Regions from separate parts of the Homo sapiens genome. Here region 2 is linked to region 1. A link is a contact called in ENCODE Hi-C data. All regions are on one chromosome and are shown on one strand. Each heading gives the region's core, a stretch centred on a gene start or an enhancer-like site at or near the end of the contact. The rest is flanking DNA. Distances are from core to core; before and after follow the strand shown.

Evidence for each region. Hi-C counts contacts between places; a loop is a spot of excess contacts on that map. Pooled maps may share reads with other maps.
Region 2: a map with no recorded cell type shows a loop between it and region 1 (12-fold over the local background). The contact joins two enhancer-like sites. A Hi-C loop is called at or near these places in 2 of 37 single-sample maps with no recorded cell type and 1 of 50 pooled maps.

Annotation. Positions count from the first base shown.
Region 1 is chr6:157,560,212-157,562,996 of GRCh38, reverse strand. The region is part of intron 2 of ZDHHC14 (zDHHC palmitoyltransferase 14); the gene reads right to left. Among named protein-coding and RNA genes, the nearest start is that of MIR3692, 32 kb to the right of the region's middle. RefSeq lists enhancers at 820-899, 1,020-1,099, 209-1,182, 1,460-1,589. Within about 2 kb of position 1,346, at least 6 of the 41 ENCODE cell types and tissues checked have a DNase peak (open chromatin) inside an H3K27ac peak, as active enhancers do.
Region 2 is chr6:163,707,380-163,710,164 of GRCh38, reverse strand. No RefSeq gene overlaps it. Among named protein-coding and RNA genes, the nearest start is that of QKI, 290 kb to the right of the region's middle. RefSeq lists an enhancer at 1,712-1,831. Within about 2 kb of position 1,434, at least 7 of the 41 ENCODE cell types and tissues checked have a DNase peak (open chromatin) inside an H3K27ac peak, as active enhancers do.

The DNA of each region.
Region 1 (2,785 bases), core at 97-2,596:
CCCTTTCACCTCCTGGGCAGCCTCTTGTCAGGAATGCACAGCTCTTGCAGGGCAGGGGTGGGGTTGGGGAGTTCTAGGTTCTTCCTTGACCTGGGCACAGTGGGTGCTTGGGGGGCGGTGGGAGGCGGGAGGGAACCGTTGTCCTGAGCAGCTTCCTAGCTGACACAACCTCCATTTTCTGAGGAGGCTGCCCCTCTCCACAGCACTACACTTCACACACATAAAACGCTCCCTATATATGTGAGGATATTTTAAGTCAGTGACTCTCAAACATTACTGTGCTAGATGCAGATTCCCAGGTCCTGTCTCCAACAGACTCTGGGTGGTGAGCTCAGGACTGGGCCTGGAACCTGCCTGCGAATGAGCTGCTCAGGTGGCTCATCGAGTGTCTGCTGACCTCAGCGAGAGGCAGCAGCTTAGGGTCCCCTCCCTCTCTGTACCTGGAGAAGTGGTAGTCTTCACAGACCCTCTCGGGAGCCCCCACCCCAAATCTGCCTAGAGAATCGCATGGAGAGCCCAGCAGCAGCCCTGGCCCCACCAACAGAAAATGAGGGGCCAGCCAGGGACAGCGGAACAAGGCAGAGACCCCTCGCCACGCTCACAGAGCTTCTGGCCCAGGAGTCCCAGCGTCCACCCTGGGAGCTTCTGCAGCGCCTTCTCTGAGGCTGCACCAGCTGTTCTCACGGCTAAACCCCAGTTGGGCATCCCTGGTCCCCACTTCTGCCCTTCATTGCCCAGGGCTGTGGGTGTTGTGGTCACAGATGGACTGACTTATAGGCCCTTCCTCTCTCTTCTCATGGTTGCCAACCAGGCTACTGCAGGTCCCCACAGCCCCTACGCCCCCAGGCTGCAGCTGCTCCGTCTGACTGCCCCACACATGTTTTCTGGATACCTTCAAGCTGCATCTTCTGCCCCTTCCCTGTGAAAAGCTGTGTGAGTTGAGGAACTGAAATCATTTTGTTTATATGTTATAAACACCCAGGTTTCTCACTGAACCCACAAAAACCTCAGATACTAAGGGAAAAAAAGTATCTAACCCTCTGAGAACATCTATGTATTCTGCGTTTAACTTTTAAATTCAGGGCCCAGCACAGTGGCTCACACCTGTAATCCCAGCACTTTGGGAGGCCAACATGGTGAAAACCCCACTTATCTACAAAAAATACAAAAAATAGCCGGGTGTGGTGGTGCACACCTATAATCCCAGCTACTTGGGAGGTGGAGGCAGAATCACTTGAAACCAGGAGGTGGAGGTTAAAGTGAGCCATGATCACGCCACTGCACTCCAGGCTGGGTGACAACAGTGAAACTCCATCTCAAATAAATAAATAAATTCAACTCAACAATTCAAGAGGTCTGGGTGAGAGCACCTGCTCTGTGCCAGGTGTGCGTGTATAGTTTCTGTTTCCTAATTATAAACTGAGGGTGGCTGCTTTGTCATTTTTGTCCCCCATGTGTATCTGAGCGCCGGGACAGCAGGTCTCACATGCGCGCCCGTCGGACACTCTACCTGCTGAGTCAGAATTTCCAGGGGAAGGTGCTCACTTGTATATGTATACATTTTATTACTGAAAATAATACACACGGTAAGAAAAAAAGCAAGCAGGTAAACATTTCCAACCTCCACGGGATTCTATTCTGCACTACGATGGCAGCCTTCAGCCTAGACCGTGTCCTGGCACGTGCCAGCTGCTCAGCAGGTGTTTGATGAAAACTCAGCATGGCCTCTGAGCTTTGTCCCTGGCCCTGACCCCAGCAAGGCATGCTTCTTCCACACACGGGATAGATTGTTTTCAATGAAGCAGAGTGAATGTCGTTCTCAGGTGTAGTTGCAAGAAGCCACACTCAGCAATGCTCTCTGAGGCGATTTCCAATAAAGGACCGCCTTGCACAGGGCAGCTAACACCCCCACGCTCTGAGGACCTGGGCTCCCCGAAATGTCCTTCTGCACTCTGCATTTAAATGCTGACTATTTTTTGGTTTTAGTTTCTTATGGGCTTCCATTCCAAACAACTCATTACAGTCTTGTTCAATTTCTTCTTTCTCATGTTCTAGTGGGTTCGTGATTAGACACGCCACGCCTCATAATGTTGTGCTTGGATAAGCAATCTGCTATTTTCACAGCTTCTTCAGGTTAATGCATCCGTTCCTCATAATGCTTCTGTGAGTCAGGCAAGGCCGTGGGATCCCATTATCCAGATGAAAACACAAAGCCCCTAGAGAGAATTCGTGATTTGCCAAGGCCAAGGCAATGAGTAAGAAGTACTGCTTAATAAATGTTTGCTGAATGCATATCTATTAATGCTAGAGTTTATGTAATGACATTTACTGATTTTTTTTCTTCTAATTATAAAGGTAACACATGCTCATCATAGGGAATATCAGAAACGTACAGAGAAAAAAACTAAAATTACTTGCCAGTCCAATCACAAAAAAAAACTTGTTTATATTTCCTTATAATTCCTATATATATTAAGATCCCAATGTACATCCAATTTTGTATTTTGCATATTTTCATTGAAATTGTATAAGGATAACTTTTATAAGCCATTAGATATCTTTGATATCAATATTTTAAGACGTTCTAACAACGTGGCGTTTACAGAAGCAGATTGCAAAGGTGATTCACGAGGACGTGGTGGTTGGCCATCTCTCTGGGATAAGTGGTCTTCAGCCGGGCACCTGCTGCCCCACAGGCTTTTGAAGAAGGTGTACTGTAGCTGTTGTGTAGGCAACTGATGTGGCAACAGTCGGCCCCGCTTCCTGGCTGACACGCTCTTCTCCA
Region 2 (2,785 bases), core at 185-2,684, 6.1 Mb before region 1:
AAGCCTGTGCTTCGTGCCCAGCAAAGAGCATTCCCATCAACTCTGTTATTTCAACAGGACTGGGTCCTGGGACCTGGCAAGGAGAACCAGTGGCCCTGGACTCTAGGTTCTGCCCTGGGCTGCCCAGATCCAGCCAGGAAGAGCCCAGGGTTGGCAGGGGATGAGACGTGGGGGCTCCATTGACTGAGCTGCCTAAGTACACGCTGCTGCCTTCCATCCTGCACCCCTTCCCTGCTTGGCCACAGTCAGAGCCAAACTGGAATGAACTGCACTGAAGAGAGAAGTGGCTGCCTCCCCTCCCTCCCTGGGCCACAGCCCTGGCTTCCTCTCCTACAGGAAGGGAGGTAAAGCCGCTCCTTATGAAGGATGTGGACTCAGGAGGGGCCACACACAAAGGGGAGCCTGTCACATGGGGGGAGCAAGTCAGGATGTTACTAACAATCAAAAGCTTCCTTCAAAGGTTCCTGTTTAATTAAAAATTTCAAAGCGTAGGACTTCCAACCTGCTGGTCTCCCCAGGACACCCTGAGGGTCTCAGGGGAGGGTGCACTCAGACAGATGGTGCCTCCCCACCCTATCAGCCACCCCGGCCTCTCTCCTCAGTATCTCCAATATAGGGTTACCTCTTAGGTGGTCCTAGAGAACATTTTATTCTAGTGGTCACCTGGCTGAATGCACAGACGTCCCCTGGGACATCTTGCTGGCGCAGAGAGGGGGGCCTGAGGATACCATCACGGGCAGGCACCGTTCCCAGGACAGGGAGAGAGGAAGCAGATTCGTGCCCTTTCTTCATGGTGGGCTCATCACTGAACAGAAAGGAAATCACTGTCAGTCACTCCAGCTGCCAACCTGGGTCTCCCTTCTGCTGCTGCTGGGTAGCAGGCAGTTTTGGTGACCCCAGGTCATGCACCCAGGGGGATTTATTGCCAAGGTTCCTGGAGGACATCTGCCCCCACTGTTCCCTTTGGAGCGTCTCAGTAAGAGAACCCGTAATGTCTAAAAATAGTGCATGTCAAACTTCATAAGGTTCTAGAAAGAGGCCTAAGTATAGTTATCCACTAATAAATTAAGCCGATTTTGAGAAAGATTAGCTATAGGGGGCCTTCTCAAGATTTGATTACGAAGATAAAGTGCTGTATTAAAATATTACAGACTATTTGTAAAGCAGTATGGCACATAAAATGAATCTCAAAATAATAGTAAACATTTAAATAGCATGGATCTTTTTGCCTTGTATTTTATAATCATTTTTCAATCCTTATTATACTAAAAGCCCAGGATTCTCATTTTGTGGATATGGGGAAAAAAAAAAAAAAGCAAGTCTAAGCAAATAACAAGAAATCTGGTTTCACAACTCCTAGCCCAGTTAAGTTCTCGGGACAGAATGAGGTCCAACGTGGTCAACAAACATGACATCATGCCACCCACGAGCTGGACACGCGACACCTGGGGCTCCAGCTGGCCATGCAAAAGGGTGAGGTCTCCATCCCTCCTTCCGTGACAAAAGTAAGCTCTCCTTTCTGAAGAGCCCTCAAGCCAGAGACTGAACCCCCAAATAAAAATACAACAGAGGTCAGCTCTGAGAAACCAAAATGACTCATCACCTCACCTCCTGTCCTAAGTCCCTGGCTTCTCACACTCTCCCCTCTTGACTGTGTTTCGAGGCAAGGAAAATACCTATCATTGCCAATTATGGAACCTGTTACCAATGAAGGCCACCTTGGCTGCAAACTTATCTTTGATATGGGACATTCTCCATTGCTTGTGGTGGAGAGAACAGACCCTTTTCCCTTCTATGGTAATATGCCCCAATGGAGGTTTTCCACCACGTGAATAATCTAGACGACAGGTTTTCTGTGTAGCATCTTATGCCAATCTACGTCCCTCGTGCACAGCTTTGGAGAAGGGTCCATAGCTCTGTCTAGAGGCCCGTCCACCCTGAGCCCAGAACATCTCCATCCCTCAGGCGGCCGCCTGCAGCAGTGCAGCTGGAGGAAGTAAGTATTTTAGAGCATGTTTTCATACCTTGCTACTAGAGAAGTGGCAAAGCACTCTTGTTTTTGAGAAGTGATAACCTCTTAGAGATGAAAAAGGAAAAAGCTAAGGGGAAGCACTGAGCTGGGGAAACTCTTACAAATCAAGAATCTTATAGCAGAAGAGTTTTGCTTCTTTTGGAAACTGAATCAGTGTCACTAGTGGAATTACACCCCCGTGGGGGATGGGGGGGCACTGTTGTCTGGCAAACAGTGCAAGTCATTTGTCACACCTAAACACGACTAGGTTACCCTCAGCTACACCGTGTCTCCCACCGTGTGACCTGTGATTTCTTCCTGCTCTCCTTTCCATCTGTGTCCATAAAGACTTGGAGTGAGATCCGGTTTGCTTTTCTGCCTCCTCTGTCCTATTTGCCAGAGAAAACATTCTGGAATTCCTCCCAGGAACCTTCCCCCAGTGGTTTCTGTCCAGCCATCCGCATTCTGTCCTTTGGGGAAATATTTCTCCTACCATTCTGCACCAGCAGGTGTGCTAACGTAAGCCTGTGCACGAGCACCACTTTGCCTGAAGATCACATCTGTCACAGGAGTGTCTGTTCTGTGGACAACACTGAGGAACGCCTCTCTTTCCTCATGCCAAGCCACTAGCCCTCCACAGACACTTTCTAAAAACTGCCACCCACATCACAAATGGCTGCTTTTACTTCTCTCTCTACTCTCCCAGCTCGTTTTAAATGCTCCAGCTTAAATTTATCACATGTCCTCACTGGAGTTTACGGATAGCTTCTAATG